Regions from separate parts of the Homo sapiens genome. Here regions 2 and 3 are each linked to region 1. Evidence: chromatin loops called from intact Hi-C (ENCODE). Cell type or tissue: Caco-2. All regions are shown on one strand. Links, peaks and the distances in the headings refer to the core of each region. The heading gives the core; the rest is flanking DNA.

Region 1 (7,790 bases), core at 1,732-4,231:
TGCTCTACCCATGAGAACTCACTTAGTCCTCATAACAATCCTGTGAGGTAGGTACTATTGTTTCCCCCCATTTTACAGGGAAGGACTCTGAAGCACACAGAGGTTAAGGAGTTTATCAAGGTCACTGTAGCTAACAAGCAGCAGAACCAGATTCAAACCCGGAGCCCACACTCTTAATCACTATGTTGCTTCTAGAAGAAAGAAAATAAGGGATGAAGGATAGTAAAAACATGCAAGCCCTTCTGAGCCCCCTGTTGTTGGCCCCACTTTGGCAGGAGTGTTAGGAAGACTATGGGAACTCAAAGGTGACACTTAGCACTCTCCTCCAGAGGCTACAGGAGCCATCATTGGTAGCTAGCCATTTGTATCCCCCGTGATGGTGGAGAAAAGCCCACACTGTTGCAAGTTTCCAGAATTTTCTCTGCTCTGGAAAAGACTCCCAAACTAGGGTTAATCAAGTATCTTTTTTGGTGAATTTCATTAAAATTACCACATAAAAAAAGAAGAATTTGTCCTGAATTATACATATAGGAGAAAAATGATAAAATAAAATAATTTCCATTATCTTTGTAGCAAAAAAAGTTGGAATGATTCCACCAGGTTCTCTGAAGGACTTTGTTTTCAAAGGAGATGTTAAAATGTGTAAAATATCCAAAGGATACACTTTTGCAGCTGAATTTAGGATCTTAAGAAACATGGTTTTACCGTGTTTCCCAATGATTGTTGAAAAGAAGCAGTGACTGGGTTACATCTAGGGCAGGGTTTCTCAGCCTCGGCACTATTGACATTTTGGGCCGGGTAATTCTTTGTTGTGGGGGGCTGTGCTATGCATTGCAGGATGTTTAGCAGGATCCCTGGCTTCTACCCACTAGATGCCAATAAGATTCTCCCTTTCCATCTGTGACAACCAAAAATGTCTCCAGGAATTTCCAAATATCCCCTAGGGCCAAAATCACCCAGTTGAAAACTAGTGTTCTAGGGAAAACCATTATAATTAATAGCATGTCTATGATCTCCCCTGTTGCGGGAAGTCAGGGACCCCAAACGGAGGGACCAGCTGAAGCCATGGCAGAAGAACGTGGATTGTGAAGATTTCATGGACATTTATTAGTTCCCCAAATTAATACTTCTATAATTTCCTATGCCTGTCTTCACTGCAATCTCTAAACACAAATTGTGAAGATTTCATGGACACTTATCACTTCCCCAATCAATACCCTTGTGATTTCCTATACCTGTCTTTACTTTAATCTCTTAATCCTGTCATCTCCTAAACTGAGGAGGATGTATGTTGCCTCAGGACCCTGTGATAATTGTGTTAACTGCACAAATTGTAGAGCATGTGTGTTTGAACAATATGAAATCTGGGCACCTTGAAAAAAGAACAGGATAACAGCAATTGTTCAGGTAATAAGAGAGATAACCTTAAACTCTGACCGCCGGTGAGCCAGGGGGAACAGAGCCATATTTCTCTTCTTTCAAAAGCAAATGGGAGAAATATTGCTGAATTCTTTTTCTCAGCAAGGAACATCCCTGAGAAAGAGAATATGCCCCTGAGGGTGGGTCTCTGAAATGGCCCCCTTGGGTGTGGCTGTCTTCTATGGTTGAAACTGTAGGGATGAAATAAACCCCAGTCTCCCATAGCGCTCCCAGGCTTATTAGGAAGAGGAAATTCCTGCCTAATATATTTTGGTCAGACCAGTTGCTCTCAAACCCTGTCTCCTGATAAGATGTTATCAAAGACAATGGTGCCCAAAACTTTGTTAGCAATTTTAATTTCGCCCCCGTCCTGTGGTCCTGTGATTTCGCCCTGCCTCCATTTGCCTTGTGATATTCTATTACCTTGTGAAGCGCGTGATCTCTGTGACCCACACCTATTCGTACATTCCCTCCCCTTTTGAAAGTCCCTAATAAAAACTTGCTGGTTTTGCGGCTTGTGGGGCATCACGGAACCTACCAACATGTGATGTCTCCCCCAGACGCCCAGCTTTAAAATTTCTCTCTTTTGAACTCTGTCCCTTTATTTCTCAAACTGGCTGACGCTTAGGGAAAATAGAAAAGAACCTATGTGACTATCGGGGCAGGTTCCCCGATACTCCCCAAAGTATTGCATGGAATGCCACATTTCTTTTATCATAGTGCTTCAAATAAGTATTTCAGTGTGTTACTGAAAATATTTATAAACAAAATATATTTGATAGCAGGGTATGAATATGCCCGTGTCCTTGGAAGAGAAAGAGGGGACAAGAGAACAGGTATAACAGCATGTTGTTGGTGAAAATAAATTGGTAGTAATATAGATTGAATATCCCTTATCCAAAATGCTTCCGACAGGAAGGGTTTTGGATTTCAGATATTTTCAGATTTTGAAATATTTGCAGAATACATACAGGTAGAGCATCCCTAATCCAAAAATCCAAAATCTGAAATGTTCCAATGAGCATTTCCTTTGAGCATCATGATAGCACTCAAAAAGCTTTGGATTTTGGAGCATTTCCGATTTCAGAATTTGGGATTAGGGATATTTGACCTATAGTAATGCCAAATACTGCACTAAAATTAGCAAATGTAATCTCATTGAATTGTGACAACAGCCTTAAGAGGAAACCCGATCATTATGCCTACTTAGTAGATGAGGAAACAGAGGTAACTAGGTCAAGGTCACACAACTTGGAGTGTCAGAGTCTGGATTCTTTCTAGTTCTGCCCTCGTCCAAGCCAGTTCTGTTAACACTATTCTTCCTTTCAGCATAATCTGTGTCATCACTGGAGCTTATGTCTACCTGCCTGCCACCCAGCACCAACTGTTTACCCTTTAAGTCTCATTCTGCCTCCTCCAGGAGCCTTCCCTGACCCCTGCCTTCACCTTCTGACCTGTGCCCCTTCACACCCTGTGCCCTCTTAACTGGGAAAGCCCTGAGGGCAGGGGCCATACCTTATTTACCTCTATCTCCAGCTCACTGCACAGAGGCATTCAGCAGATGACCAGTAAATATGGGCTGTCTAGTAAAAACTTTGCAGTTAGAGATAATGAAAGAAACATAATTACTTCTGTGTGGGTTGAGAAAGAAGGGAAGGGAAAGTCCAGATACTTAAGCAGAAAAAGGCAAACAGTCCAAAAGGGGAAAAGTAACTTGCCCAAATCATGCAGTTGAGGGCAGGAAGAAAGGGGGACAAAGCCAAAACCAAAACCCAGTCCCTTGTCCCAGCCCAGTGCTTTGTCTGCTACGTTACACAAACTGTGATTGTGAAATTAAAGGGTTTTTGATGGCACTGATATAAGTAAATAAATGGCTTTATGAGTTAACACATGACAAGCAATAAACTCATAAAAGGTAAATATTGACAACTGAAGATTATATATCACTATGTTTAGTGTGTGGAGAACCCAACTAGGAATTAGGAAAGCTTGCACATTCAGTCTGGTTTCTTGGCAAATCAATGAGACTTCAAACAAATCATTTTATTTCTCTGTGCTTCTGTTTCTTTTGGCTGTAGTATTTTGCTGGTTAAAGAGCACGTGATCAATGTCTATGCTTTTAAATGTCTGTCTTTATTTGAGCATGCTCAGCTGGATGTGGAAAACCTATGGTTCTCTTGGGTTTCATAAGGATCAAATCCCACAGTGATATGTAAACTTGTGTGGTTTATAGAATTATAGGACCTCAAAGCTGGGAGAGGCCTGATAAATCATATAGTGAAAATTTCCAGCCAGTGCCTGGATTTCTTTTACAGAATCTTTCTTTTATTGGACAGGTGCTCCCTTCACAATCCATGATGTAAGGAGAAAAGGGGCTTCGTTTGAAGGAAGTTAGTGTATTGTGTATGGGCGTGTACTTTCTGCTTGGGGTGTGCCTACAGGGCTATCTCACTTTCTGAAAGCGTAATAATAAGTTACTTTACCATGCATTAATTAAATGTCAGAGACCATGCTAAATGCTTTACAGAGAATATCTTTTTTAATCTGTATAAGAACCTCCTGAGGCAGATAATATTATTAACCTTACTTTTCAGATAAGGAAACTAACATTCAGAAAAGTTAAGTAACTTGCTAAAGACATGTGTCTACTAGGAGGTAGAGTCTCAAGTCTATTTCAAGCTCCTAATAAGTAAATAAATGTCTATTGAATCCAACTAATGACATCCCACTCCATATTCCCCTGCCACTGATGAGAGAGAGAAGTATAAAGTTTATGTAAATAAGACAGAAGCAATGTTTTATATAAGCATTGTGGATTTAATTCCACTAAGGGATTGATTTTTCATCTTAATGGAACTTTTTCTTCAGCTATCAAGTTTCAGTTTCAAGATCGCAAATGCTAAGAAGATATTAAAATATTTTAATACATAATTCCACTAGATCATATTTATAGGTACTGTTAATATATTACCAAATCTACTATAAACAAAACAATAAAACAAAAGGCTGGATCAATATGGAAAGTAGAGTAATAATTTAGGCCCTAAAGAAAAACTACGTAAGACATTTCTTAGAGGATTACCAGGTTTCTCTCTCTCTCTCTTTTTAAACACAGCCTAAAATAGAAAAGCAATTTATGTATTAATAAAAAAAATAGAAACCTGAGGCAGATGTAACCAGAATAGGTGAATTAACTGAAGACTGATATTCTTATTTATGTTTGTGTATTTTAAATAAAGAAGGAGTTTGACCATCTCATCTAGTTAATCATTAAAAGGAAACTCGAGCCAAACTTGTGAAGCAGGTAAAGTTTATTTTTAGACATTCAACTGGCTTCTCTTTTGGGCTCCCCTTTTCTTTTGGGGTCATCCTCCATGTCTGGTAACCTTAACCTCCCTGTCTCTTCCAGAAGGAGCAACACCCCCATGTTTTAGACCTTTACTTCTGATGTCAGGACCCTTTCTGATGCAAGTGTTAGCTAACTCCAGCTGGCTGAAGAGGAAGGAGGAGGAAGAGAAGGAGGGGGAATAATGTATTGAAGTGTGTAATAGTCAAGTCTAGGAGCAGCCCTCACCTTAGGATCTAGACATTCATATTATATAATTGGGAATCTATTTCCAGATCTCTTTGCTTTTTTTTTTTGCAAACCTCAATCCAATGGAGTCTCTAAGTGGTAGACCACAGCTGCTCCAAGCTTGCATCGTATCAGCTTAGCTATTCCTGTTGAGAAACAAGACAAGTTTCCAAGTAGTCCCAGAAAGCCAAGAATTAAGGTGTATCTGTCCCTGTCATGTGCCTATCTCTGATATTACCAGACCTGGCCCATGCAGAGTTACAGATGGGTTAATACCACCATAAGCGCATGGACCAAAGTTAGGGAAAGGATAGTTTTCCAAAGGAAATGTTAGGTCCTAGTATCATATGTGGAGAGGGGATACTTGGCAAGTAAAACAGTACCTATCTACCATGTGGCCACAACAGGGCAGATCAGGGTCCCTGGTAGGATGGAGGCAGCCATCAAGCATTATGGTATCCCTGAATAATCCCTTCCCAGTTCATATGTAAACCAATCCTCTTAAATTGTTAATGCATTTAACATAAGGATGGATTCAGCAAAACTGTATCAATAGCAAAACATGAGGGGTCTCCAGCTAGTAGCCTGTCCTGCATAGCCATCCATGACTACTGCTCTAATTGATTTTTTCTAGAATGTCTAAAGGAAGATGAAAGTAGAAAATGAGCTGTAGTGGACAAGCATTTTTAAAATGAGCCCAATAATGTAGCACTTTTGGGTGCTTGATAATTGTTGCAAATCACATTTGCCTGAGAAATTTCAATTCTATAATAATTGTACAATAGCAGAAAGATCTAGATACAAAAATATTCATTGCAGCATGGCTTGCAATAGTGAAAAATTGAAAACAATTTACATATACTTCAATAAGGAAAGGTTAAAACAATGGTATACTATGCTACTATTACCTGAAAATATTGAAAAGATGAAAAGATGTCCAATAACATTTGATGAATAAAGGTTGAAAAATACATGTAGTAAAATCTCATTTTTGTTTTTAAAAAACATATATGCATGCATGCATCCATGTATAGACAAAAAGGATTTGAAAATATACAATAAATTATAGTTAATCACATTTACCTTATGGTACTGCAGAACATCAGAACTCATTCCTCTTATCTAGCTGTAATTTTGTAATCGTTAACTAATCTCTCCCCATCCTCCCCTTCCCCCTGCCCTTCCCAGCCTCTGATAGTCACAATTCTACTTTCTATTTCACATAATAAAAGTTTTTAAAGAGGGGAATAATGGGGTGGGGGATCTGGAATATACATAAAAACTCAAAAATAATTACAAATTTGTTGCCATCAAAATATAAAAAGAAAAAAATAGTTACATCTGCAAAATGGGATTGTGTGAGGAAGTTTTTACCTTTATACATTTCTACCTTCTGTATGTTTGGATTTTTACAATAAGTATGTGTTATTTTCTAGCATCTTTTGAAGTTTTTTTCTTAAAGGCATAAGTAATATCTAAAGTTATTTTTCATCCTTCTAATGCCGTCTACACAAAGATAACGATTTTTCTTGGATGGCCCCAATCTCTCTTCTGTAAGATCTTTCCCCATTTGTCATATCCATAACTCATAACCTCCTCACCCTTCACTGCTCTCCATTTTCTCTATAAAGTGAGCCCAGTCAGTACTTGTAGGCTTGTTAAGCATTACTTCTAATAAGAAAGACTAACTTGTAAAGCAAATGTGGAAATGTACTAATATAGCATCAAGCACAAAATAGCCATTCAATAACCGAACTATTTAATTCCTTTTTTTTCACACTTCATCCTTTCCCTAATTCCAGAAAGAACTTGAACTGGGTCATAACAAAGACAAATTTAGACAGACAGATAAAGATATCTCATAGGTAGAAATAAAACTGAGTGATTATAAACTAATCACAGGAGGCTCTGTTAGTCTGATGAACAGAAACACACGTGATAAAATCACAGAGAGGTAAAATAGAAAATGAAAATCAGGATCAAGAAAAGGGAAATAAAAATATGCTGGACATCATTCAATAACTATTTGCTGATGGTAATTATAGGGATGGAAAACCCATCAGGCCTATGGAGCTAAAATTAATCAGCAAGTATTCACAGAGTGCCTACTGCTTCTATTACTGGTTCTGGCTTCCTGCCTGCCCAGTGCAGAGGCTTGAGACATTTGCGTGACATTCAGCTTGTCAAGACAGAAGGAGCAAAATAAGCAGACAGAGGCTCACTGCAGCCGCCTATACCCATCATATTGTTGGAATCATATTCAAGTGAGACAAACTCCTTCAGTGGAAGACGATAAAACTAGCTTAAAAGTTGTAAACATCACTTCATCACCCAAAAAAGGCCCAATTAAGTGGAGATACTATTTCTGCAAAGCAATCATCAATTCATTTGTGTAACATTTGAAATTTCAAAGTACAAACCCACATTCTATTAAAGGCAGGAAGTGAAACCAATAAAACTTGTAACAACTATACTTAATTTTCAGGGTTCTTTCCATTGCTGACAAACATTTTAAGTCATGTCTATTCTCTTAAAATGTAAAATATGATGTTTATGTCACTGTTAATATTTTGATAAAAAGCTATTGTCATGGACATCTGGGTTTTTTTCTGCATGCCCAGAAATCCCTTTTCTCCTATTTAAATTTAAAATCTCCAATTATTTGGAGAAGCACCTCCTCTTCTCTCTCTTTCATTTGTACCCCATTCTTAGGTGTCAGTGGTGGGCACTTGAGCTAGGCTTTGCCCATCATAGTACACATTCCTGACATCCCTTGGTCATAGTTATTGGTCCAGGG
Region 2 (7,790 bases), core at 2,871-5,370, 250 kb before region 1:
TCTTTTTGTGGTTGGGATGGGGTAAATGTGTGCATGAGTGACTGATATAGGTATATGATAGCTATTGTTCACTAATATTAAAAGCTTGGGGAATTGGTTTCTCATAAATCTCCGAGTCATATATAGAATGCTGAAATGTACATATCCCCTTATCCATCTATAATTAAGTGGGCCTAAGTTTTACCCAATAGCTAATCATGGATTACTATAACCATTCATTTGAAACACTTTGTCTTCATAGCTAAGTATGTCTTCCTATACATCCTTGCCCATGCCCTGAATTGGGTAATAAGGGTCTTTTGTAAGGCCTTTTTGTGGTCTTAGACTTTGTGTAAAGGTGTTTTGTGGGTTCCTCTGGATCCTTTTTTTTTTTTTTTGTCTTCCAGAAGTCTCTTTCCATAAAAGCAAATTTGTCAGTTACAAAAAAAAAATGAGATTAAATAGAATAGTGTTTGTAAATGTATGTGTAAATGCAACATAAATGTCGATCATTTGATGCAGATCAAAATTGGCATACTAATCTAAAAGTACACAAAAAGTGTATTTCACTGTTTAAGTCTTATCAATTTAAGTTTGTACTCAGAGTTTCTAATATTGGCTAATTTCAGATTTTGCATCTTCAGATTCTCATGACTACAGTTACACTTAATGCATTTCAAGGGAAACAGAAATTTTTTTTCTCTTCTTCAAATGATTTGTTTTTCCTTATTTATCGGGATAGAATGTAAGATAGATTAATTCAAAAAAAAGCTCTCTAGTATCTGTTGACAATTTTTAAAATAATGCTAATTGCCACAGAGAGGGTCTTCTTATTTAAGTTATCATATGACCTTGGACCCCAAAACTACTTCTTTATCCATAAATTGTAATAGAAACATCCTCCCTTTTTTCTTTTCCCAAATAATGTGACATTCAGTCTTTCACTGGTCATGAAACATTTTTGAAATATGCCAAGTGTTATATAAATGTAAGGTAGTATTATCCATTGCTAATCCTGTTTTAAGGACTTTCATGTGTTCAGAGGTTTTACTAAGTGTTATCATGTCATATTTTCTCAGTGGCTCTGTTTCAGTAAAAAAGCACTAGATCTAAATGTAACTGAATTAATTAAAGCTTGGTTTTTGCTTGTTTGGTTAGTAGAATTTACCCATATTATATCTGTGCACACGTTCTCTGTGCCTATCCTCTTTTCCATCTGCTTCATATCCCTTGGACTTCACAAAAGAAAGGATGGAAATGATAAAAAGAGGCCACAGACAAGTTTATTGGGATTTTTTTGGTGGTGGGGGGAGGTGACAAATTTTCAAAATCTCCAATCCTGTTTCAGTTTCTCCTAGAAACAGCTGGAAAAATGACAACCCTATTCATTAAGTACAAAGTTAATCAACTAAGTGTCTGGCCTCCCAGCAATAGAGGAAACCCCAAACAGAGGTAACACTAGAGCAATGCAGGTCCAGCTGCTTGGTCTTCATTAGGAGGGCTTGGTTTTTTCCCATGTTTTCCCATGTTGTTGAGTATGGGAGTAAGAAAATGCTTGTCCTTAGCGAATACTTTAAGAGCAATTGTTCTGAATACAGAATGAGGAAACTGGAGTTTAAACTTTGCAGAGCCATTGCTAAGAACATCTCCTTCCTAATGATGCCTTTCTTTACAGAGCCTCATAGAGTTCATACAGCTCTTCACAGAGTTGGCTTCAAAAGTGGTCCCAGAGATGAATGGGCAAGCCACTGTTGCCAAGCCTGCTGAGAATCTGAGATGTCAAAGTGAAGTGGCTTTATAAAAGACACTTGTTTCTGCTTAGGTTCTAAAGCATCTAAAAGAGGAAAGAAAAGTTACCATTTAAAGCCAGAAACTTGACTGCCTTCTTTTTGCAGGCTAGGGGAAAGCAGAATCCACCTCAGGAGAAAAAGCTTTGTATTCAGGAAAATGCCTTGCTGGAACTATTTAGGTGTGCAATGTGAGCTGCTGCCTCTTCCCAGGCATCATATTTCTCAAAGGAGAAACAAAAACAGCAATATCAGTGCACTTAACATAATAGGAGAGAAATTTGGGAATGAGGACCCTGCAAAAGACAAAGAGGGAAATCACAAGAAAGACCAGGAAAATAAAAGGAGACAGATCTGGGAGGAGAGACAGCAACAAGGAGCTGCCAGAGGCAGCTGGTGGACCAACCATTGGCTGCGTGTCACCCTCGGCCACTCCTTTATTCACAACAGCCTTGGGGGGAAGTGGAAGGAATTCAGGGACAAGTTTGGGAAAGAAAGTATGCCACCCTTCTACTCTCACAGAAATACTGACAAAGCACTGTGGAAACATTAAGAACCAACCAACTAGCCCTTTCTTGGAGAGTCTGGGCTTCACCAAGAAGGTGATGGAAGGGAAGGTGCTTACCCACTTGGGCAGAAACAGCAGGCAGGGCATTTCTCTGAGGGTACAGCATATGCAAAGGCTTGGAGGTCTGAAGGGACCTGAGGAGCTTAGACAAAAAGCCAAATTGTGGTAGCTCTTTTTAATCAGGCTAAAACATGTTTTTCTTTACTGTTAAAAAGTGAGTAACTAAAGAAGGAATTTAGGCAGGAGAAAGACAAACAGATTTGTGTTGTACAAAGACAGCTCGGGTGTGTGCCTTCCAACCACTTATTTACTCAACAAATATTCACCAAGCTCTTTTGTGCTGGGGCTATGCTAGGCACTGGCGATGTGGTGATGAATTAACAGACTAATTCTCGCTTTCATGGCACTCACAGCTTGGTTAGAAGATAGATGTTATAAAATAGTCACAAAAATTAAAGTTTAATTTTAAGTGGTGGCAAATGCTATGCAAGGAGTGCTTTGATGGAGAATTAGAAGGGAGACCTAACTTTGATTGGGCCTCAGGAGGGAGTCAGTTCATTTAGGGCCACCCACCTGAAACTTGACAGATGAACACACATGAGCCAAGCTAGAAGGGATATAGGGGCTACATACCACCTGGGGAGCTAGAGGCTGAACAGTCAATCAGGAAACTATTCTGAAGGTCCAGACAGGTTCCTGAATTTTCATCTACAATTCAGGGGTTTGTCTGTGTTGGTGTTTAAAGCCACCTGTAGCTCTGAAGTTCTACAGCAAGTAAGCATCTGCTCACATTAGGCTAGGAGAGGATTAGGAAGGAAATGAAAGATATGTAAGATAGGGGTCCTCAACAAACAGTGACTGTCCAACAAATTGAGCTTTTGGTAGAGATTCAGAGAGTTTAGCTGTAGGGATGTATTAAACTTCATAGATCCTTGATAAAATTCTTACAGTACTTTTAGTTGTTTCTCACTGAAATGTTAGAACCATGTACCACTCCCCAGAACCCAACTTCTGTTTCTTAAAGTTTCTCCTCCTGTATTCCCTCTTATTTAGGGCTCTCCAGTCACAAAGTATATATGTGTATATATATTTGAAACTTACAATGTCTAATACAGAATTGAACACACACTACACATCATCATCATCATCTTTATAGTAGAGATAAAGGTGTTATTAACCAGCCAAAGAACTGCCATGTAATTGGTGACCACCAATAACATACAGGGACAGTGCCTTGCACTCAAAACTATTTGGATGGATACATGAATATACAAATGAACTCTGCTTCAAAGTGTTCAACTGAGAAACAGTACAACACCTGCCACAATCTCTCTAAGGCTGTGATACACATAAAGTGTGATTCTGTGCTGTCCTTAAGTGCTTCCACTCATGTGATAGACAAAAGGCAGGAGGTGTTCCCACTCATTCCCTACACTCTCAAAACAATTCTTGTTCTGCCCACTCAGTTTCTCTTCCCACCCCTGATAAGCTCCAAAGAGCTTCTCTCCCTGATTTTCTGGGCTTTTATATTCAGAACTGGGAGAAAATTGAGCAAAAGAGGTGAAAATAGGCTTTGGCCAGGCTTGAGGGAATGGAGCAAATTTTATTTTTGTTCTTTTCATATTTATGGGCCACTTTTTCAGTAATTTTTATACTTTTACATAATAGTATCACATCATAAATTCTACTTTCTTTATGGGGGCCATTTTAAATAAATCTTTACTTTGTTGGTTTGCTTACCTTCACATCCCCAGGAAAAGTTTATTGTCTGTCCATCTGCGCATCTGTGTGTATGCCTGTGTGTTTGTCTGTCTGTCTGTCTCCTATCTTCTTTTGGGCAGAGCAAGCTGCCAAAGAAGCTGCAGTAAGCAAGGGGAGAGGAATGGTGAGAAAAAGGGAATTTTAAGCAGGGTTACTCTAATACATGAGTCTTCTTTAGAGCATCCAAGAAAAGCAAGCAAAGGAGATCCGCTATTATGAAATTCCTCCTCGGCTATTGGACTGTTTGAACAATGAGGACACAGCTCTGAAACAGGCTAAGGGGAGACTGCTCTGATTCTCTAGGCAGTGACTGCCTTCTACTTGGTCTCCTCCTGACTGCTCTTCTACTTAGTGATGACAGATTCTAATTTCAGAAATGTAGACACAGGAGCTGAAACAGGTGCAGGCCTAGACTCATGGAGAGAAGGTTTAGGGAGGCACATTTAAGCTCAGTGCATTTACAATTTTTCTAACAAGTGGAAGTAATCCATGAAAGAGTGTGTACCCTGCCAAAGTGTTAACAGCACTGATGAAATAGGTCTCATTGTAGGTGGCTAGGCTAAATAATACCTAAGGCCCTCACCTACACCAAAACGCCACTGATTTAGACATTCACTAAACACACATTGCATTGTATGGAGACATGTTCAACCATTGTGCAAACCCAAGATGGGGCCCTTGTCCCAACCCCACCTCAGTTCTCCAGAACCCCAAGTAACCTGGCTATTTTTCAAGCTGATTTCTCAATAATTCTGATGGGAAGAATGTACTTTTCCAGATTCCATTTTTTCCCCACATACCAAAAAGACTTGTCTAACCTGTCAGCCTATAACTACCACCAAACTCAGCATCAAGGTTTATCTTAACTTAAAAAAAAAAAAAAAAAAGACAAATACTTGTGCAGTTCAAGTGCAATACAAATAAAACTGGTTACGGGGCAGTTCAAACGATTTGGAAAAGGCTTCCTTAATATCTTGGAGAGGCAGAAGTTCTGTCAGTGACCACAAATTGAGTTCATACTACTCTTCAATACTTTGGGCATGGCAGAAAAATGTTAAAATGCAAGATTAGCCTGCCTTTGGGTGACAGTATAGCATCTGGCTCTACCCTCTGGGAGGTTCTTAATCTTCCATTATTGTCCTTTGCTGCCTCTGAAGTGGGTATTGTGGCATATGCCCTCCTTACTAGCTTTCTGTTCAGGGAAGTTTGAGGGCCAAGGGTCATTTTAAGTTCCTTGCTTTTTAGACAGATACAACTTTGTCAAAAATTCAGTAGACTTCCCATGTATTTGCTTGCATTTAGTCCCATCTGCCAGTAACATCTACAGGTTTTGTTTGAGATATGGCTTTCAAAACTGCTTTATTTCTTTGTGGATGCCTTTGAACTTAATGGCAACACACCAAATCCAATATTAGCCCCGAATCATTTGAATCATCTGTTTCTGGGCATTTGTTATTCACGGCTATTTTATATCACATTTCTCACAGTTTGTGGTTCAAATGCAGTGGGTTTTCCAATCTTTTAACGCCTCGCATTTCTGGACTCTGTGGCCTTTGATTTGTACCAATTCGTTCTAAAGTGTGTGCATGTCTCCCTCCCTTTTTTAAAATAGTACTTTGCTGACTGCAGCCAATAGTGGCCAAACCATACTACTACTTTATATCTTCTAAAACACTCCCCTTGAGCTGCCATCTCAGTACTCATGTGGTTCCTTTTCTAAATTATCACAGGTGAGAGTTCCTACATTTTTTTTCTACTGACTAGCATCAGCTCCACGTTTTTAGTCTCCATTACCAATTTCCTCTGCCTGTCACCTGACTGCTAAGCCACATACAATGGGGCTTTGTTATGGTAGCCGATACAGTTTGGATGTTTTCCTCCTCCAAATCTCATGTCAAAATGTGATTCCCAATGTTGGAGCTGGGGCCTGGTGGGGAGACATTGGATCATGGGGATGGATCCCTCATGAAGGGCTTAGTGCCATCCCCTTGGCGATGAGTGAGTTCTTGCTCAGTTATTTCACATGAGATCTTGTTTAAAAGTCTGGGACCTCCCCACCCTCTCTCTCTTCCTCCTGTTCTCACCATGTGATATGCCTGCTCCTGCTTCACCATGACTGTAAGCTTCCTGAAGCCTCACCAGAAGCGTAGCAGATGTTGGCACCATGTTTGTGTAGCCTATAGAACTATGAGCCAATTAAAACTCAATAAATTACACAGTCTCAGGTAATTCTTTATAGTAATGCAAGAACAGCCTAACACAGCAACACCCATATGTGGCATCATATGCTGGTTTTGTCATTAGCTAGTTTATGCTACAGAAACAAGCTCACCCCTCAAATATCTGTTTATTAGTATTTAAAAGCTCATTCTTTACTCAAAGTCCACCATAGGTCTAATGACTTTCTATGACACCTCCCTTCCAAGTAGTGATTCAGGGATCCAGGCTGTTTCCATCCTGTTAGTATGCAACTGGAACACATGGCAAATGGAAAAGAACGCTGAGATCATCAAGTAGCAGCTCTAAAATGCTTTGGAAAAATGGTTACATGAAGTCACTTTTCCTCATAGCCCTTGGCCTTGCCAAACAGTCCTTGCCTGTTTAGTGAATAGCAAATGTCTCTGGTACACATACTAAATCAAACTCTGAGAGTAGGGTATGAAATCTTCATTTTAATACATAACCCAGTGTTTGAGAACATTTGTTTTCAGATAGGTGATGGTATTCCTGTGCAATTCATAATAAAAGTGAAGTTCAGAAATGTTGCAAATTACCCAAGTTCACATAAGGTCACACAAATTTAGTAGCAAAGCTGTTTGTGCCTCTTAGTTCAGGTCAATTCCAAACCACTGAAGTATAAAAACCCCATAACAATGAAAACTATAATATTTACTTAAGACCATAGAATGAGGAATCATGCATTCATTTTCTTGACTGGAGCCCTAAGAATGGAAGGAAACAGTATCAGAAAAGAGGTGAAAGCAGTGTGTTTGCAAAATCAGACAAAAGCCGAAAGGACAGAAGGAGAGGAGGGAAAAACATTTTCCCACAGAAGAGGAAACAACTTGGTCAAGTGTAAATCTGCTAATGCTTCATACCCATAAGCTTAAAACAAGTCAAAAACCTCTGATTAGATCTCCCTAGTCCTTAGCTGGACCAGATGACAGGATTTGAAAGATGTGTGATGTACCTGGATATTACGAGGATTGGGGACAACACTTTGTACTTCCTCAGAGTTGGCTTCATGTGTGAGCTCCAGTCTTGCACAGAAACTGCTTCAAATCTGCAACAAAAGTTCACATTTGCTGAGAGTGAAAATATTCTGTCAAGGTGAAGGGATAAGCCTCAGAACTCAGGGAGTTTGCTTTGGAATTTGCCAATTTTATCCTTGGATCATACCAAAGAAGAAAAAATAAATGTGGGTGAAGAAGAGGGAAATTCTTCCTTGCTAAGAAGACAGAAATAGCTTGAGCTAATTATATTAACCTAAAAAAGTAGGAGAAAATTAACGAGAAATAAGAATCTTAACTCTGGAAATAGCCTCTCTTCTGTGCTATTGAAATCCTGTACCCTTTGGTGGAACAAGCTCAGGTCAGAAGCTAACCTGCCAAAACGAAATTCTAGAAATAGGGAATGCTTTCAGGCATCTTGAGTCCAGCTAAGTATATTCCAGCATTTTTCCAAACTTTTGGGTT
Region 3 (7,790 bases), core at 2,871-5,370, 79 kb before region 1:
GCAGGAGGATGAACACTGTCCTGTGGGCCTGGATGCTGGCAGATGGGCCTCCTGGAAGGAGACTTCTGGAGGCTGTTGGAGCGGAGTATGGCCCTGGGCCAGCTTTGCAATAGAGGGACACTTGCTTGATAGGGGCTCAGGGAGTCATCAACTCTATTTTCTCATTCTTGTTTCACAATTTCAAAAGAAGCACAACACGAAATTGGTAAAGCTTTGTTATAGCACATAATTGAGAAATCCTGTGATGTGAATTATGCCGGGAAACTACTTGCCACCTGTCATCATGTGATGTAATAAAAGCAATAACTATATGTAGAATAATTTTTAAATAATCTATTATAGGACTTTCTTGGCTGTTTAGTCCAGTTATTCACAGGGACTTTATAACACTTTTATCTGTTATTACCATGGTTTGGAAGAGAAGGAGATAACAGGTAATCTGATATGTCCAGCAAGTTACTTCTCTCTCTGAACTTCATTTTCCTTATTAGTTAAAAGGTGATAAATAATGCTATGGCCCTCATAGGACTGTTGAGAGGACTAACTAAACTGATGTGTGTCAAGTACACTGCCCAGTGCCTGAGTCATAGTTAGAGCTCAGAAATAGTAATTATTATTATTTCATGAGGCACTATTTCTCTTCTTTAAAAAATTTTGGGCTGGGCACAGTGGCTCACACCTGTAATCCCAGCACTTTGGGAGGCCGAGGCAGGCAGATCAGCTGAGGTCAGGAGTTCGAGACCAGCCTGGCCAACATAGTGAAACCCCGTCTCTACTAAAAATACAAAAATTAGCCAGGCGTAGTGGTGCATGCCTGTAGTCCCAGCTCCTTGGGAGGCTGAGGCAGGAGAATCACTTGAACCTAGGAGGCAGAGGTTGCAATGAGCAGAGATTGTACCACTGCACTCCAGCCTGGGCAATAGAGTGAGACCCCATCTCAAAAAAACAAAAACTAGGACAAAGTTCATAGTTAGAACCAAGCAAAAATTTATTCTATGTGTTAGGGTAATTATTTTTGTAAATTTTTCTTCTATTTATTCCTTTTTATTAATAATTTATGAATTATAGTTGTATCCTTACACTATAAACAACACAGTTCAGTCCCACAGAGGGCATGTCCAAAGCCATGTGGAATCCAGCAAATTACCAATAAAAAACAATCCGTAACAATAGTCTTGGTTTCACTGGAACTAAGGACATATGATCTATGCTGTATGTATTCTATTTCCTGTGTAAGAGACACTTTGATACTCATTACTCTAGAAAGTATTTATAATCTAGACAAAAAAAAGCCTAATTTTAAACATTGTGATTTTTGACATCCATTTTTTGAAAATCTGTATTTTCCAGATCTTAATATATTTCTTGAGTGCTGACCATGTGCCAGCCACTGTGCTGTATTTCACATGAATTACCTCATCTAACCTTCCACCTGTAAGTTAGATACTATCCCACCCCCATATGACAGATAAGAACACAGAGGCTTGGAACTATGTGGTGTATTGCCCAAGGTTACCCACCTAGTGGCAGACACAAGACACAAACTCATGTCTCTGCCATTTTAACTGTGCTCTCTATGAGAGAAATGGCCACCACCTCTTCAGGCTAAATGTGATGAATAAGAATACAGAGGCTTGGGCAAGTCATATCACCCCTTTTTGCCTCCATTTCCTCATTGGTTAAACAGGAGCAATAATCCCATCAACCTCAGACAGCTGTTGTGAGGATTCAGTGAGGTCATGCATGTAGAGCACTGCCTCACCCTTTAGGAACCCTGCCTAACTCTCCCAGAATATCACACTTCATTTTATCAGGAAGAATTTCTCCATGTGGTCTAGCCTGACAATCCATTGTTCACAGCCAAGGTCATACTCCGTAACTAGTTGCCCATGTCCACCCCACGTTTAGGCTTCCTCAGATAAAATACTAATGGCTTATACTCATTAAAGCTTTTTTAATCAGTACCACTTGATTCCCTGTCTCAGCATTATATATATTCCCATGGTCCTGTTGGCTTCCAGACTAAAAGATTTAGCAGATCTCCAGAGTCACATGCTTCTCCGTTTCTACTCTTCCTTTTCATAGAAATGAAATCTTAAGGAAATCCATCAGACCAGCTTGTTCATCCTTAAAGGATGTGCACTGGAGGAAGAAGGATTGGGATTTTATCTCTGTTGTAGCCATATCCCATAATTTGAGGTCCGCACACCATGCTACATTCATATTCATGTTCTCTTACTCTTTGTTTTCTCCTTCTCTCTCTCTTTCTCCCCAACTCCCCCCATCTATTACCTACCTACCTGTCTCATTTAATCCATGCAACTCCCCCTCCAAGAAAGTATTTAAAAGGTGGGCTCTAGAGCCATACTTCCTAGATGGTAAATCCTGGCTCTACCACTTGTTAGCTGTGTGACCTTGAACAAAGTAAGTAACCTCTCTGTGCCTAGTTTCCTCATCTGTAAGGGGGGATGCTAATAGCACCTACATCATAAGATAGTGTGAGCCTAGCATTTAAAAGAGTGCCTGCTACATAGCTAGTTCAAAAAAGTATTATTATTATTCTGTTTAATAGATGGCAAACTGTGGTTCTGGAAGTTTAAATAACCCACCCAAAGGCATACCGACTGTGTGTTGCAGAGCTGGAACAGGCTGATGGCAGAGTTGGTGCTCTAACCACAGTACTTCACTGCCTCTTACTTAGCATATGCTGTGTGTTTATTACTCAGCTGAGTATGGCTGGGCATTGTGGGACTCTCAAAATAGACAAAGATGCCCTTTTAACCAACAGTTTCACTTCCAAGAACTTGACCGTAACTGGAACAAGTATATAAAGGAATAGGTATACGGATGCTCATTACATAATACCAGAAACAACAAAAATGCCCATCAATTAGGGGCTCAGTAAGTAAGGTATACTGCATTCATGCAGTGGCTGCTATGCTATTATTAAACCAAGAAGAGCAATATGTATTAAAGTAAAAGATCCCCAAGTCCTGAAGCTAGAAGAAAAATAAGGTACCAAAAAACATAGTTGTACTTATATATCCATATAGGATCTCAGGAAGCAGATTAGCAGCAGTGGGTTCTGGAGAAGAGCACTCGGTATCTTGGACAGGAGGGAGATTTGTGTTGCTGGATTTCTCTATTTTGACTGTTTGAATTTTTGACCGAGATACTTTTCAATTTAAAAGACTAGAATATAAAAAGGCTGTTAAATGTAACACTGACTATATAAATGAATGTTTCTTTATATATAATCTTTGGAGCACAAATTTTTCATGGGGAATGTAAAACTGCCTTTTAAAATATGATGGGGAAACAGACTGTGGGAAATATTCACTGACTAGAAGAGAGAAGCAAGACTATTTTAGAAACTCCTCTGTCAGGGCAGCAGTGTAGAAAATAGTTGAGAGTGGTGACTTTGGAGTCAGACAAACCCACTGTCAAATCTTGGGTCTAACACTAATCCACTGTGTGATCTTTTGAGTCTCAGTTTCCTCATCCATAAAATGGGGCAATATTATCTATTTTGAAGTGAGGATATAATGAGATAAAATACCATAGAGTCTTGCACATACAAGCATTCAATAAATGGTTACAGCTATTTACCCTGATAAGGAAGTAGGTAGATGACTGATAGATAGATAGATAGATAGATAGATAGATAGATAGATAGATAGATAGATGTTGCTAAAAAGGTTCTAAATCAACCATTCTTCCTTTGTCCTCCTTTCTCTCTTCTATCAGCCCAGAGAACAACAGTCTTATACCTGTTGTCTAGATAGCATTGTAATAGCAGTACCAGCAAGCTTTGCAGTCACACTAACTAGCTGATGACCCTAGGCAAGTTTTAAGCTCTCTGAGTCTTTACATAATGCTAATAACAGGCCAACTGCAGTGGGTCACACATGTAATCCCAGTACTTTAGGAGGCCAAGGTGAGAGGATCACTTGAGCCCAGGAGTTCAAGACCAGCCTGGGCACCATGGCAAAACCCCCTATCTCTAAAAATTACAAAAATTAGCTGGGCATGGTGGTGCTTGTCTGTGACCCCAGCTACTCGGGAGGCTGAGGCAGGAGAATCACTTCAACCCAGGAGGCAGAGGCTGCAGTGAGCCGAGATTGCACCATTGCATTCCACTGTGGACAACAGAGCAAAACCCTGTCTCAAAAAAAAAAAAGTAATAACAATATCTACCCATAAGGGATTATGCAGACCAAAACAAAATAGCCATGGTCCCTGCTCTCATCAAACAATCTAGGATCCCCTGCAAATAGCCTAGCATGACTAATCCTATGAGGGTCCTCCACAAACATTTGTTAATTCATTGAACCTATGACTTTCCAGGAAAGGCATCTATACATACCATGAGGTTTTTTTTCCAAATTACTCAACTACCATTTTACCAAACAACTCCAATTTGTGTTAACTTTTCAGGCCCAAGCATGTGTATTTGCCTTTAAACTACACGCATTTCCTTCACTTCTCATTTCATCAAACTATACAATTGGAATCACTCTTTTATTCTCTAGCTTTCACTATCATTCTTGTTCTCTCTCAATCTCTTTTTTTTTTTTTTCTGAGACAGTCTTGCTCTGTTGCCCAGGCTGGAGTGCAGTGGCATGATCTCAGCTCACTGCAACCTCCGATTCCCAGGTTCAAGTGACTCTCCTGCCTCACCCTCCTGAGGAGCTGGGATTACAGGCGCCCGCCACCACGCCAAGCTAAATTTTGTATTTTTAGTAGAGACGGGGTTTCACCATGTTGACCAGGCTAGTCTCGAACTCCTGATCTCAAGTGATCCACCCACTTCAGCCTCCCAAAGTGCTAGGATTACAGGTGTGAGCCACCGCACCTGGCCTCTTGCTCTCTCCTAATAGTTATCCAACTCAGACTACCAAAGTGCGCTCACATCATGGTCCACTACATCTAGCAACTCAATTCTGTCTCCAAAAGGAAAGAGTTTCTCTCTCCTCACTTCAAACTGAAAAGTCCCAGGGATGGTCTCTGGCTGGCCCAGCCTGGAACTGGAAGAGCGATAAATGTAGGGCTGGAAAGCACACGCATAACTAGAGGAGAAATTATTGCACTTTGGTCTCCTCCCCCAATTTGGATCTACCAAATGTAAAACAAATATCTGAATAGTCAGCCTTTCTTTTTATTAAAAAAATTGTTGTGCTGCTTAAATTAACACAGTGCACTGTGCACTCCCCTTTGCATGTGTAGACACAACCCTTTTTAAATCTGTATTAAAAAATAGAATTGGCAATGGCTTTTGCTCCCGCTTGAGCTTGCCAAAAAAGGTTGGAAATGAGCATGCCTCTTCCTGTCTCTCTTGGCTCTGCTCCCTATTAGGATTTGATAGAGACAGAATCTTTCTCTTCCTCAACTTTCCCTGGAGCTGTAAGTGGGCTAAGGGGTGGAGTTTGGGAGAAGGGCACCACCTTTCACAATCCAGAAGTTAGGGATGTAGAAATATCAGGTGCTGGCGACAACATTTTGGAGCTTCTGAGCAAGTTCCCATGCTGTTGTTTAATCCTTAATCATCTCTCTTGGCATACTTCCCATTGCTACTGCTTGCATAAAATTGGAAGGAGCTGATTGCCTCAATCTGTATTTTCTATAAGGCCATGCTTACTTAGCGCAAAACCCACAGGGACTCCTCATATAATTGTTTTGACCCTAATAGGCTGTTTTCTTTGCTTCCAAGAAATCTCTTCTATCTTCCCCTTACATTCTAAAATAGTCTTAGTCCCAAGTGACAGTCAAGAACATGGGGGATACCTAAACATTTCCTGTAGAGAAATAAGATGTTAGTTGAATTCCATACCCATCTCTCTGAATGGGACTAATTATCAATGGGGGCTGTTGCCATGAGCAGGATTCTTTATGGAAATTACCTTAACTATTTTGTTTTTCCTAAAGACTACTCCGGTGGCAAAGAAGAATCATTACTCTTCAAAGTTCCTATACCAAACAATAAAAATAAAATGTCTGCTCATTCCAGCTAGTTAAAATTGAAATTTGAGGGCTCTGGTAATCTAAAACATGTCACTCAACTGTAGGCTGTCTCAGAAAAAAAAGTTCACTGCACTCTTCAGGAATGAAAGTACAAGATCCACCCAAGTTATTGCGTAAACCAAAATGCTCAAGGCTAACCCCATGCAAATATAGAGAAGGCCAACCTTTAGATGCTATCCTTTTTTTTCAGAGACCCTTCCCTAAAATCTTTCTAATGCTTGAATTCTCTCATTTATGAAAACTGCCTTAAAATTCCCAGTATCCACAGGAGCAAAGGTACAATCAGTCCCTAACAGCTTGCAGTCAATTTGTGTCTTAAATCTTTCCTTACATTGAAATTAACAATGTTTTATTTCTGTTGCCTTCTTTTTGTAGATTTTACTATAAGGAGACAGATACATAGACATAAGCATGTATTACTTGGAAAAAAATGTTTACTTTCTTACTCCATAATATAATGTGGTAGCACACACTTCTTCCTAGGAAGAAGTATATTAGGTTGAATGTGGAGAGACAGAAACTAAAAGGCATAGAGCACCTAATCCACAGTAGTATTGAGCAGGATGAGTCAGGTAAGGTGGCAACACAGTATGAGGGGGACACACCAATTTCAGCAGGAGACATTTTTGACTGTTATCTCTAATGACCTACATATACCTGCTCTTCAAGATTAACAGGTTTCTGAAATAATGTTGGGACTTTGAGTCTCATTCCACATCCATTGCAATGAATTCTTTAAAAATCGGAATGATTTTCCAATCTTGAAAGCACTGCAGAGAGACAACAGGACTAGTACAGCTTCAGTCAGGTATCCACACTTGAACCAATCAGGTAGGACCAAGAATGCAAACATGGGTGCATGGGAGCCCACGGGGGCAGACTGAAGAGAAGTTCTTAGGGGAAAGAAGGGTCAAAGGAATTCTGTGACTTGCATGGCTTTGGGGAAAGTACTTTAGCCTGTATGAGCCTCTGCTTACCAGTCATGGATTATACTTTCTACTTACTGTAAGGAACACTGCCTTATAAATACCAAACTGCTAGTCAAGGATGCTGGGGCCTGAGTTGGCAGTAAGTTTAAGATGACTCACCAGTGTTATAAGGCTACCAAATGAGCAAGCTTGATCTTGGGACATAATAATATACATGTATACATTAAAATGAGAAAAAATGACAGCCTCCCTCCATTTGATAAAAATCTGATTCTCCTGGAATAGAGCCTTCGATCTGAGGTGCCTCATTAACAGGAATATTGGCAAACTGGAACAGGTGGTGGAACTTAATCTCTCTTTACAACATGCCATTGTATCAGTTCAAAAGCCTTTTTTAAAAAACTCTAATCCAGACGGTCTTAAACAGTTGAAAATGTATTTATTCGTGTTTACATAGCAAGGTGTCTAGAGGCAGGTAGTTTCTGGCACTGAGTGAGTGGTCCAGTGATGTTAAGGCTGTCATCTCTGTGATTCTCTTGACCTTTTCTTGACCTCATGGTTGCAAGATAACTGTCAGAGCTCCAGATATCTCATCAATGTTCAAAGCAGGAAAAAGAAGAGGAAGATTGTTACTAGCTTGATTTGTTCATATTATCAGAAATACAAAAACTTTCTCTGAAAAAATTCCAAAAGACTTTTGCTTATATCTCATTCATAGAACTGTGTCTCAAGTACACCATCAACTGCAGCTGAGGCTAGAAAGATGAGTATTGGGCAGAAGATGGCAAGGAAGAACAATAATTGCAATATTTCAGCTAAAGGGCATTGTCTGCCACAATT

The links. Peaks named below come from ENCODE experiments on the same cell type or tissue, not always from the same donor. Only the 100,000 strongest peaks of a DNase experiment are listed, where the experiment ranks them.
Region 2: it touches region 1 in a loop (4-fold over the local background); 23 of 110 quality-filtered maps call a loop at or near these places.
Region 3: a loop joins it to region 1, with 2.6 times the contacts of the local background. A loop is called at or near these places in 17 of 110 quality-filtered maps.

Annotation. Positions count from the first base shown.
Region 1 is chr5:143,413,731-143,421,520 of GRCh38, reverse strand. It overlaps a transcript of NR3C1 not described here. Among named protein-coding and RNA genes, the nearest start is that of NR3C1, 14 kb to the right of the region's middle. In Caco-2, for the core only: no CTCF peak of the experiment used is centred there; DNase peaks (open chromatin) are centred at 2,890 and 3,180.
Region 2 is chr5:143,668,982-143,676,771 of GRCh38, reverse strand. LOC105378210 (a long non-coding RNA gene) reads right to left here. Exons shown (of 3, transcript XR_944377.3): 2 at 7,286-7,378; 3 at 363-4,193. Among named protein-coding and RNA genes, the nearest start is that of MIR5197, 7.0 kb to the left of the region's middle. In Caco-2, for the core only: no CTCF peak of the experiment used is centred there; no DNase peak of the experiment used is centred there.
Region 3 is chr5:143,493,651-143,501,440 of GRCh38, reverse strand. No RefSeq gene overlaps it. Among named protein-coding and RNA genes, the nearest start is that of NR3C1, 94 kb to the right of the region's middle. In Caco-2, for the core only: no CTCF peak of the experiment used is centred there; no DNase peak of the experiment used is centred there.